2 separate regions of the Homo sapiens genome follow, and region 1 is linked to region 2. A link is a contact called in ENCODE Hi-C or POLR2A ChIA-PET data. All regions are on one chromosome and are shown on one strand. The core of a region is the stretch at or near the end of the contact, and the rest is flanking DNA. Distances in the headings are between cores, read along the strand shown. Region 1 overlaps TCN1 (transcobalamin 1). Region 2 holds the start of LINC02739 (long intergenic non-protein coding RNA 2739).

What was found. Hi-C counts contacts between places; a loop is a spot of excess contacts on that map. ChIA-PET counts read pairs that join two places held with the same protein, here RNA polymerase II (POLR2A). Pooled maps may share reads with other maps.
Region 1: a pooled map shows a loop between it and region 2 (4-fold over the local background). The contact joins the enhancer-like site here to the promoter of LINC02739 in region 2. A Hi-C loop is called at or near these places in 1 of 168 maps with a recorded cell type or tissue (PC-9) and 5 of 50 pooled maps. POLR2A ChIA-PET finds 5 or more read pairs at or near these places in 1 of 52 experiments (OCI-LY7).

What each region holds. Positions count from the first base shown.
Region 1 is chr11:59,853,218-59,859,230 of GRCh38, forward strand. TCN1 (transcobalamin 1) reads right to left here. Exons shown (of 9, transcript NM_001062.4): 5 at 5,860-6,013; 6 at 2,652-2,841; 7 at 1,435-1,618; 8 at 1-104. Among named protein-coding and RNA genes, the nearest start is that of TCN1, 10 kb to the right of the region's middle. Within about 2 kb of position 4,639, at least 3 of the 41 ENCODE cell types and tissues checked have a DNase peak (open chromatin) inside an H3K27ac peak, as active enhancers do; they include PC-9, where a contact is called at or near this core.
Region 2 is chr11:59,561,932-59,568,343 of GRCh38, forward strand. LINC02739 (long intergenic non-protein coding RNA 2739) reads right to left here and starts at 4,199. Exons shown (of 5, transcript NR_187292.1): 1 at 3,084-4,199; 2 at 588-653. TRF-GAA2-1 (tRNA-Phe (anticodon GAA) 2-1) reads right to left here and starts at 4,521; the gene lies at 4,449-4,521. RefSeq lists enhancers at 3,493-3,994, 3,840-4,019, 3,995-4,494.

The DNA.
Region 1 (6,013 bases), core at 3,389-5,888, 290 kb after region 2:
CGCCTCCACTCAGAAGTTCCCAGTAGGTTCTGTCATTATTGTTGGCACATAGGCCCTGAATACAGGTGATATAGGGCCCCCATGAGCGCTCCTCCATTGTGAAACTGTGGGTGACAGCAAGTAGGTTACTGGAACTTAGAATTGTCAAAGGAAACCAACAATAGGCATTTCTCAAACTTTAATGTACCTGAGAATCACTTGATGACATTATAAAAATGCAGATTTCCTGGCCCTATCCATAGATATTTTTATTTTTAGATATGAGCTGGGGATCAGGAATCTGCATGCTTTATAAACACTCCAGCTGATTCTAATGCAGGCACTCCACACTCCATGCTAAATTAGAGAAATGATGCTCATGGTTTCTGCTCTCCCCACCTGCCATGGTAGATAGGTTTCAGATAACAGCTTCAACCTTCCACCCCAAGATAGTAACTGCTAAAGATACTGATTCAGTAGAAGAACATATGATCCTCATGTGCTAGAGACACCATAAGTTACTGAGTTTTCCCTTAGAAAAGAGGAACAGGAAAGGATAATTTGATATTTCATATTGTGTTTATTAAAAAGTGACAGGTCAGTATCTGTTTTATATTCCGTAGTCATTTTTCTACCTCCCTTAAAGCCCTTGAGGGTAGCCTTTATAATGTATATTATATTATTATTCTGATTTTCTTTATAGCATCCTACACTGTGTTGTTAGATATGATAAATAACTGTCAACTAGAGTTAAGGAGCCAAATAAGTCATACTTTTCAGAGGCAAAGCCATTATTTTAATTTTAATACTTGACCTCCTTGACCAGTTACTTTAGTTTGGGGATCTATGAGTTTTCTGAAAGCGAGGGCAGGGAGAAGCTTCAGGGTATCTGTGAAACCCTCAGTTGAAATGCTAAATTTGGCAGTGGCTCATGCCTGTAATCCCAGCACTTTGGGAGGCTGAGGTGGGCAGATCTCTTGAGCCCAGGAATTCAAGACCAGCCTGTGCAACATAGTAAGATGCTGTCTGTAAAATAAATAAATAAACAAATGCCAATTTTTGTGTGTATGTTCATTTTTTTCCTGGATGAACATTCATTACATTCACTTGATTTTCAAAGGGGTCCGTGATTCAAAAAGAGTTAAGAACCACTGTTCTAGATCTCAAATGTTTGACTTTAGAAGTTACATTTATTGCAAGAATTTTACTGAAATAAGAGAGAGCCCTGAGATTCATTAATTTATTTAGCGAACATTAATTTACTACCTATTATGTGCAAGAAGATGAAATACCTCACCTCCTATTTTAAACTCCTGCTGTGAGATGTAGATGGACAGCAAAGCTACTGACCCAGAAGCATTTTAAATATACTTTGTATTTAGGTGCAAATGCATTCTTACTGCATCTTTAGAAATGACAGCAAACATCTTAACCTTAGGTTAGGTACAGACCTACCCAAATATAGTATCATTCATTTTCTGGGCTTTCTCCATCACACTGAGGAAGACAGAACCATTTAGCACAGTGACATTGGTGAAATATGTTTCATTGATTCTCACAGAGTAATTGACGGAGATATATGATTGTGAGTCAGGAGGTGTCACAGTTATAGGCTCATCAGCGGAGATGTTGAAGTTACCTGGCAGAGACAGAAAAGCCCAGAGCAATATTCAGAAAAATAAAAATGATATTAGAGTTTGCAGACCTACTCAACCCCTATCCAAGGACTCCTTGCCTTTATGCAGACACGGATTTACTATAAGGAGCAATTATCATCACTCAAGGGGCAAATTTCTCATATAACTAAAGCAGAAACTAAGACCCAAACTCACCAGCTTGTGAATGTTGGCACTTGGCTCAACTCCCAGCTGTTTAAGCAATTCAGTTGCTCTAACTTCTGTTTCTCACAGAGGATCCTGATTTTTTTTTTCTTTTTTTGCCTTGGTACAGCATACAATAATGCTTGTCTTTTCTCCTTTTTATTGCTTAACGTTTATTGAAAACATATGAATTGCCAGGCACTATACTAATCATTTTACATGGATTGTCTCATTCAATCTTTACAAAAACCTATGTTAGGTACTGTCCTTGTTCCCAACTTTTACATTAGAAAACTGAAGCTTAGAGGTTAAACATTTTGTCCAAGTTTCCTAAACCTGTGAGTGGCTGAACCAGGAATGGACAGAGATATAAGACAATGTCTCCTTTCCTTCTACCTGGTTGCAAGGTCATTTTTTGAATAAGTAATGCATGCTACAATTTTTGAATACTGGCATATCACTTCCACACAGATGTCTCATTTCCCTAAGGGATCACTCACTGTGCAAAGTCAGAGTCACGGTACCAATACTCCATACTTTATTTAGGATGAGAATGATGCTCAGATCCTTCTATATCCAACAGTCAGAAAATACACCTTTGGAGATAGACATTATTTAATCAGGTCTGCCTTGTTAATGTTTGAACTAAGAGGGACATCTAGCACTCAGTTAAGAACAAATCCTCAGGTGACTGTAAACCCTGGTAACATGAGGAAAACTGAATTCTCTCTGGCAACTGTTATGTTTTGGAGGTTTATCTGGTCACTTTTGGTTTCAAAGGACACCTGAATCTCACATGCTTTGGGTGCTATGGTGAAAAGCGAAACAGTGTGCTCTCTTTAATGCTTATACCTGAAGCAGAGACGCAAGAAGAGTCTTTGTTAATATCCAAGAAGGTCTTTCCCATCAGGGCAGGTAAGACCTGGGCTGCAGCGTTTGGATTGCTGAATGCTCCTTGAGAAATTTCCGTGAGCACTGTATTCAGAGTTTGTTGGCAATTCCAGTCATTTTCATTATAATAGTCTGATGATACAAAGAGGGCCTAATGAGGCAGGGTGGGGTGGGGGGGTGATGAGAGATAAAGAGAGACAGAGAGAGAATATGAGACACTTCAAATAAGGGGGAAGCCTTATCTATAACTATATATGTAACTAATTCAGTATTAATTGAACATTGACTACCTAGGAAGCACCTCAGATAACTCAGTTATCTTTCTTGTTATCCAGAAGCTTATAAACTAGTTTGGGCAGGGAGGTTGGAACTGCTTAATAACACAAGCTATAATAGTTCCAATGAAGGCAGACTTTGCCACATTCATTTCTGTATCCCAGTGCTGGGAAATACCTGTCATATAGGAGACACTCAATAAATATTAACAAACTACTGTAAAAGGAGTTGCCAGAGGAATGCCCTAAGGGATGCATCTAGTGGGATGCCTCTTTCAAAAGAGGAGAGGAGCTCACAAACATTTAATGAAGCTAAAAAAAAAAAAGCTTCCTGGAGAAGGTGGTATTTGAGTTAGGCCTTGGAGAGTAGGATAGAGCACTCAAGAGGAACAACATGAACAAAGGTGTTAGGTAGGAATGGCCAGGACATGACCTGGCAATGATGACAGTATCTGCATTTTAGCAAAGTTCCTCAGGGGATTCCTCCTGGTTTAGGAGAACTGATGTATGGGGAACATTGGAGGCAACTGTGGAAAAACAGGCTGGAGAAGGAAGTTGGGCTAGACTAGTAGATGCTTGAATTTTATGATGAGATGTCTGACCTCATTTGATTGACAACGATGAGGAGGTGTCTGACATTATTTGATTGACAATGGGGAGTCTAATTGTTCATTAAACAGAAACTCTCCTGGCAGCAGAATGTAAGCTTGATTGAAGGGGCAGAATTGTGAGGTAGTAAAAGTTAGGAGGGCATTGGGGTAAGCAAGACAGGAACTAAGGTGGGTCGGACTTGAACATGCTGCTCTGTAGTTTCCCAGGGATGGACAGTTCCTGTTTTCATCTTTTCTTGGAGGTTCTTAAGCTAACCAAGTTGTCCACAAGCATTTGTGGGATATTAAGAAAAAAGAAAAACTGGTCATAGTACATTTCCTCTTAAGACACGTCAATAAATGTTATTCACATACATAACAATAAATTAAATGTTATTAATATTTAAAAATACCCAACAATGTGTTGTAGGCAATTAGCTCTTGATCCTACTGTGAATTTGTATCACCTGTAGGGCTTTTAAACCAGAGCAAGGCCCAGGCTCCACCTCTAAATTTCTGTACTACCTGGCTGGTGTGGGCCTGGGTATTAGTGTTTTCTAAGAGCTCCTTCAGGTGATTCAAATATGCAATGAAAATGGGAAAGCAGTTTATATTCAGTTCAAACTTAGTAAGGCAATCAACAACATAAATAGTAACAACAACAATACAGATAACCTTATGACTGGACCCGTGCTTACACCTCCAGCCTCCTGTTATGTTTCCCAAGGACTCTGTGCTGGTCATGCCGAACACCTTGACCTTAAAATGCCTAACATTCTTTTGTGCTTTTGGGTCTTTGTCCTCACTGTCGTCTCTCCCTTGAAAGTCCTCTAGCCCTGAGTCAGCCTGGAAAATATCTATTCATACTGATGATGCAGTAAAGTTTTTTTTTTTTCTGTAAACCTTCCTTGATCGCTTCTTATATCATCCCCTTAGAGTTTGTAAATCAATGGCTGAATGAATGCAGGAATAAAGTCTCAGACCTCAAAGAGCATATGCACGACAGTGTAGGTGCTGAGTGTGAGTTTTGAGAACAACAGCCCAGGTCCCATCCCAATCTACACCACTTTCTGGTTTTGTGAGATTAGTTAGATTACTGACACAGTTACTGTGACTCATGCTCCTAGTTTAGGAAATGGAGGTGATGGGGTAGTTTGCTCTTATCAGCGGGGGATACATTCCAAGACCTACAGTGGATGCCTGAAACCATGGATAGTACTGAGCCTTAAATATACTATGTTTTTTCCCTATACATCCACTCCTATAATAAAGTTCAGTTTATAAATTAGGCACAGTAGGAGATTAACAACAGCAATAATCAAATAGAACAATTATAATAATATATTACAGCACCATTGCTCTTGTGCTTTGGGGCCATTATTAAGTAAATACGGGTTACTTGAACACATGCACTTCAATGTTGGGACAGTTGATCTGATAACCGGCTACTAAGTGATTAACAAGCATAGACAAAGGGATGAGTCACTTCCTGGGTGGAACAGAGCGGGAAGGTGCAAGATTTTATCACACTACTCAGAATTATGCACAATTTAAAACTTATGCGTTATTTCTGAAATTTTCCATTTAATATTTTCAAGCCTCAGTTGACCTTGGGTGACTGAAACTGTGGAAAGTGAAATTGTGGATAATGGGGGGACTACTGTGTGTGTGAAAGTGTAAACTACGTGTGATAGAACAAGAAAGCAGATTGTAGTAGACTCTAGAGTTTCTTAGAGAAATTGTAGTTAGGAAAAGCTTCCTAGAAGCATTGGCTATGGGGAAGTAAAGCTGAAGATGAGAAGAGTACATGTCAGGGAGGGGAAGGGAATCGTATGAGCAAAATCAAAGTTAGTATAGGAACCGCAGAATGTATAATAAGGTCTTAGGAGGCCAATAAGAAAGGAAAAAGATACTGGCTGGGCGCAGTGGCCCACACCTGTAATCCCAGCACTTTGGGAGGCCAAGGTGAGTGGATCACCTGAGGTCAGGAGTTCGAGACCGGCCTGGCCAACATGGTGAAACTCTGTCTCTACTAAAAATAGAAAAAATTAGCCGGGCGTGGTGGTGGATGCCTGTAATCCCAGCTACTCAGGAGGCTGAGGCAGGTGTAATCCCAGCTACTCAGGAGGCTGAGGCAGGAGAATCGCTTGAACTCGGGAGGCGGAGGTCGCAGTGAGCTGAGCTCGCACCATTGCAACTCCAGCCTGGGCAACAAGAGCGAAGCTCCATCTTAAAAAAAAAAAAATACTGCTTTCTTCCAGAGAAGACTCCCTTCTCTGCCTCCTGTTTCACCCTCTGACTTACCTGCATGGCTTCTCCTGTGCTAAATGTGTTTCCAATGAGACCATTTTCTTTTTTCTCAGACAGAATCTTTTCTACCAGTGACTTTGTATAAATACTGATGTTCTTTAAACTGCCTTCATCTGCTTTGATCTGCCCATTTATTAGACTCTTCTTC
Region 2 (6,412 bases), core at 2,949-5,448:
AGGAGGAGGAACGACTTTGTAAATGTATATCCTGCTTTTAGGCAGATAGGGGGAGGCTATGGAGCTTTATTTTAATCAGCTTCTTCCCAATTGCCTTTAGCGCAAAATAATCCTTAGGCCGGAGTGGCATATTTTCGGGTGGTATATACTTCTACCCTTTACACCTTTGAGAATGCAGCTTGGCCAAAGCAGTAGTTCACGCCTGTAATTCCAGCGCTTTGGAGGCCGAGGCGGGCCAATCACTTGAGGTCAGGAGTTTGAGACTAGCCTGGCCAACATGGTGAAACCTGGTCTCTACCAAAAAATACAAAAATAGCCAAGTGCGGTGGCGCACACCCGTAGTCCCAGCTACTCGGGAGGCTGAGGCAGGAGAATCGCTGGAACCCAGGAAACAGAGGTTGCAGTGAGCCGAGATGGCTTTTAATCAATGCTTTAATAGAGAAATATGCAAGACCTTTGGTAACCCAGAGAAATCACTAGAAGGAAGGCAGAGTAGCACCTGGCAGGGGGTAAGGCATTAGAACTGTGCCTTGAAAGGTGAGTAGGAGTGTGCAGGCATGCAGGAAATGTGATTCAGCCAGAAATACCGTGTCTTCTTCTCTGAGCTTGAATTCCAAATGCTTCTCACCAGGATTCCCCCTCTCCTCTTCAGGCTGAAAACAGACAGGGCTTGCCTTTTTAGGGCAAAGGCTAGGCCCAACATTTCCTAGGAATATGCCTCCCACTTTTGGTCCCAAGGTGGTTGGCTTTTGCTCAGAACAATAGTAACAATCTCATTCTTCACTCTTACCTGTGTGTATAAGTAACACTTTAAAGCATGCTGTCAGGTTCTCCAAAGAAACAGAACCAGTAGGACAGAGACAGATAGAAACAGAGGTAGAGAAAGATTATTTTAAGAGCTCGGTTCACACATTGTGGGGGTCAGCAAACCCAAAACCTGTAGGGCAGACTAACGGTTTGAAAATTCAGATAAGAGTTAAGGTTGCCATCTTGAGTTTAAATTCAGCAGGGCAGGCCAGGTGCTGTGGTTCATGCCTGTAATCCCAACACTTTGGGAGACTGAGGCGGGTGGATGACCTGAGGTCAGGAGTTCCAGACCAGCCTGGCCAACACGGTAAAACCCCGTCTCTACTAAAAATACAAAAATTAGCCAGGCGTGGTGGTGCACACCTGTAGTCAAGCTACTTGGGAGGCTGAGGCAGGAGAATCTCTGGAACCCAGGAGGCAGAGGTTGCAGTGAGCCCAGATGGCGCCACTGCACTCCAGTCTGGGTGACAGACCAGGACTCCCTCTCAAAAAATTAAATAAATAAATAAATAAATAAATAAATAAATAAATAAATTCAGCAGGGCAGTAAGCTGGAGACTCAGGAAGGCAGGTTTTCTATACCAAAGTTTTTTTTGTTTGTTTGTTTTTGTTTGAGATGGAGTCTTGCTCTGTTGTCCAGGCTGGAGTGGAGTGGCTCAATCTTGGCTCACTGCAACCTCCGCCTCCCAGGTTCAAGCAATTCTCCTGTCTCAGCCTCCCAAGTAGCTAGGATTACAGGCATGCGCCACCATGCCTGGCTAATTTTTGTATTTTTAACAGAGATGGGGTTTCACCATGTTGGCCAGGCTGGTCTGCAACTCCTGACCTCAGGTGATCTGCCCGTCTCGGCCTCCCAAAATGCTGGGATTACAGGCGTAAGCCACCGCGCCTGGCCTATAGCAAAGTTTTTAGGAGAATTCCTTCTTCTTCAGAAACTCCAGTCTTTGCTCTTAAAGGCTTCAGCTGATTTAATGAGGCACATTATAAAGGGTGATCTTCTTTACCTGGAGTCTACTGATTTAAACGTTAATCACATGTAAAAAATACCTTCATTGCCAGGGGCTGTGACTCATACCTGTAGTCTCAGCACTTTGAAAGGCCGAGGCAGGCAGATCGCTTGAGCTCCAGAGTTCGAGACCAGCCTGGGCAACATGGCGACACCCCGTCTCTATAAATACAAAAAATTAACCGGACGTGATGCTGCGTACCTGTGGTCCCAGCTACTAGGGAGGCTGAGGCCAAAGAATGACTTGAGGCCCAGGAGGTTGAGGCTGCAGTGAACTGTGATGGTGCCACTGCACCCCACCCCTGGGCAACAGAACAAGACCCTGTCTCAAAAGAAACAAACCAAAAACACCTTCCTAGTAACATCTAGAATGGCGTTCGACCAAACCTCATGAAAAGTTTAATTCTCTAGTCTATTAGATGATCAGTTGGGGTTTCTTCTTATTGATCACCATTGGACTTTCAAGAGCCCCTCATCAAAATACATCTTTCCACCCAAGAACTCAACGATTTTGGGGCTGAAGCCCCATATCAGCTAGCATATTGGCAAACATTAACAGAAAGAGGAGAGGGGTATAAATAGGCCTAAAAACCATATGGCTGGCTTCATTTTGCCTTTTACCACACTGCGAGTTCTTAGAATGTGACACATGGATCTCCTTCCTCTCCCTCCATGGTCCAGCCTGACTAAAAAGAAGGCACTCCCTAAGTGTGTTTTTCCATTGCCTTGCCTTGAGTGGAGTGGCTCATCTTTTTTTTTTTTTTTTTTTTTTTTTTTTTTTGAGACGGAATTTCGCTCTTGTTGTCCTGGCTGCAGTGCAATGGTGTAATCTCCGCTCACGGCAACCTCTGCCTCCTGGGTTCAAGCGATTCTCCTGCCTCAGCCTCCCGAGTAGCTGGGATGACAGGCGTGCGCCACCACGCACGGTTAATTTTGTATTTTTAGTAGAGACGGGATTTCTCCATTTTGGTCAGGCTGGTCTTGAACTCCCAACCTCAGGTGATCCGCCCGCCTCAGCCTCCCAAAGTGCTGGGATTACAGGCGTGAGCCACTATGCCCGGCTGTGGTTCATCATCTTAATGAGGCTTTCTACTGAAATTCAATCCATATCCTCCGAGTTCCACTGACCTCCGCCCCCATGCCAGACAAGCATGGACAACTCTGGAAGCCTAGAAACTGGTGGATGGCCGATTCCCGGGGTGTTTCCTAGTGATCTCTGCCAGGAGCTTCTCTGTTGGTGCTGATAACAAATTAGCCAATGGATACAAACCTGTTTTGTAAACTGCCAGGTGTTGAAGATCAAACGGTGTCCTCTGAAATTCAGTTCTTCCTGCATACAGCGTCTGGATATCTTTGCTGGGGTGGGGAAGGTGGTGCATAGGGTTCAGAGGGGTGCAAGGATATGATGTACAAGTGACTTGCAATTTGGAAAATAAAAATACAGGGTGTCCAGTTAAATCCAATTTCACAGAAACAACAAATATGTACTTTGTATATTCCATGCAATATTTGGGACATGTTTATACTAAAAAGTATTTGTTGTTTCTCTGAAATTCAAATTTTGGCCGGGTTCAGTGGCTCGTGCCTGTAATCCCAACACTTTGGGAGGCTGAGGCAGGAGGATGACCTGAGGTCAGGAGTTCGGGACCAGCCTGGCCAACATGGTGAAACCCTGTCTCTACTAAAAATACAAAAATTAGCCGGGCACCTGTAATCCCAGCTACTCCGGAGGCTGAGGCAGGAGAATCACTTGAACCCGGGAGGCGGAGGTTACAGTCAGCCGAGATCACGCCACTGCACTCCAGCATGGGAGCAAGACTCCATCTTAAAAAAAGAAAAAAGAAAAGAAAAGGAAAAAGAAAAAAAAGGAAATTAATTGGACGTCCTGTATTTGGTCTTCTAACCCTAGTGTAGATTTAAACTAGAAAGGGCTTCCGATCTCTGTCTCCCGCCCCACCTAAGAGCTGTTCTAGGGTCCTTGTTATTGTTTTTGTTTTCTTTTTTAAAGACAGAGTTTCACCGTGTTGGCCAGGCTGGTCTCGAACTCATGACCTCAAGTAATCCGTCCGCCTCGACTTCCCAAAATGCTGGGATTACAGGCGTGAGCCACCGCGCCCGGCCCCGGTCCTTGTTACGGTTTAAAAAGCTGGACAAAGCCCGTGCGCCGAACGCTTTCGAGGACTTCTTTGGCCAAGAGGGGGCCCGGGCTGTCACCATTCCCGGCAAGCCCGCGACCAAGCAGGCAGCGGAGGCGGCGCAGGCCGAGAGCTCCCGCCCCTCTGACAGTGAGAGAAGGGTCGCAGCGCCCACGGCTGCCTAGAACCCGAAAGAAGAGGAGCGGGGTGCGGGGACACAGGGTTGCTCAAGAAAGTGAGCTATGCGCAGTGCTCCGGAAGAGCTTGTCTCAAACCAGGTCCCAAGTGAGGGCAGAGGCGTAACTTCGTACTGGGCAGTTTAAAAGGTAAGACATATGTCCCCAGTATCCTCCCTCCCAGGGGAAAATGACGATAAGGTTTCCCTTAACTGCCCCAGCCCGCGTGAGAACCCACAGGGTGTTGACCCTGTTAACTGCAGAAAGACCCTGTTAACTGCAGAAATCACATGTAGTGATGACTAACGCCTAAAACGGAAGCGCTGCCGAAACCCGGGATTGAACCAGGGACCTTTAGATCTTCAGTCTAACGCTCTCCCAACTGAGCTATTTCGGCTGCCGTGGAAGACGTTTTTCTTTTTTTCTACATAATTATAATAAAATAGTATTTGTTCCGTGGTAACAAAGATCATATGGATTCAGCTAGAGGTAGGCATTTTACAAATGTTACAAAGGTGATAAGGCAAGGCCCTTGTTTACAAACTGAAGTGATAAATCACTTTTCTCAGGGTTTTTTGTTGTTGTTGTTGTTTTAAGTTCCCTGCAATTTGCTTTTTTCATTTAAAAACATATTATGGACTTTTTTCATGGCAGTTATGTAGACCTATCATACTTTTTAATCCACGTTCGCCAGTATTGGATTGTATGGTTATAACATAATCTATGTAATCAAACTGACAACTATCAGCTTTTTTACCTTTTTCTATATCTCATTATTAAAAACAATACTGCCATAAATTTTTAAAATATACTTGTTTTTCTTGTGCAAAGGCAGATTTTGCAAGGTAGATATATATAAACATTGTGATTTTTACAGATATCTTCAGATTGAAATCCAGGATATATAGAAGAGGTAAGGAAGGCCATTTGTAAAGGCTTCAAATGTAGACTTTCAATGCTACCTCCACATGAGGTAAACATAGAGTCACTGTACAGTATTTGTTAAAAGCATTGATTTGCTAAACCTAGCATTAAAAATATACCTCAATTTTTGGAATACCATCTTGGCATTTTTCATTTTTAAATATATATAGTCAAAAAAAAGAATTAAGTCAGGCTTCCCTCAAACTCTAAGAAGCAAGTTGTGGTTTAATAATATCTCTAATATGCTGATTTTATTCCTCCTCCACCTCCCATTTCATAATTTTCATCTCTTGCATTTATTCACTGAAAAATGTTTTAGCCAGATGCGGTGTCTCTGGGAGGCCAAGGCAGGCGGATCACCTGAGGTCGGGAGTTCAAGACCAGCCTGACCAACATGGAGAAACCCCGTCTCTACTAAAAATACAAAATTAGCCGGGCGTGGTGGTGCACGCCTGTAATTCCAGCTGCTCGGGAGGCTGAAGCAGGAGACTCCCTTGAACCAGGGAGGTGGAGGTTGCAGTGGGCCGAGATTGCGCCATTGCACTCCAGCCTGAGCAACAACAGCAAAACTCCGTCTCAAAAAAAAAAAAGTTTTATATAAACTCCATAAGGCTGTTAGAATAATTCAATGCTTTGTATTCACTTGCTTCATAAATAAGGAGCCAGCATGGACTCATTACAATTTGAAATAAAAGCGCCATGACCTTAGTTTAGAATTTATAAACAATAGGCTTAAAATGGAGGATGAGTATAGACTGTCATTCTCAAGAAAGATTAAGAGTACATCTGAAATGAGATGTTTGTGGCTGTCACGCCTAAACTAGGTGACTTTACAGTTTTTTCAGACTCAAGAGCCTATCATTTGTTTAGCTTAAATTTCACCCTTTTGGTTTCCCTTGGTAGTTGAAGTACGAAAAATTCTAAAATGACCCACAAAACACCCTCCCAGCCCCACAAAACCCTGCATAATCCCTGGGACTATGAAATTCATCATATTAATTTATAACCTGTTATTAGGTGATATTATATAGTACAGGTTACTCTAAAATATGTGATTATCTGGGTGAGCCTGACCAATCACTTGAGCCCTTTAAAAGCAGAGGGTTTTTTCTAGCTGGTTGCAGAAAGGAGTCAGAGACTCAAAACACAAGACTTGAAGATGGAGGGGACCATGTGGCAAAAATATACGGGCAGTCTCTAGAAGTTGAGGGTGGTTCTCAGCTGACAGCCAGCAAGGAAATTGGTCTTCAGTTCTGCAACTGCAGGAAACCTAAGTTGGCCAAGAACAAGAATGAGTTTGGAAGCAGCTTTCCCCTCAGTGCCTCCAGATGAGAACTCAAGCTGGTCAACTCCTTGATTTCAGT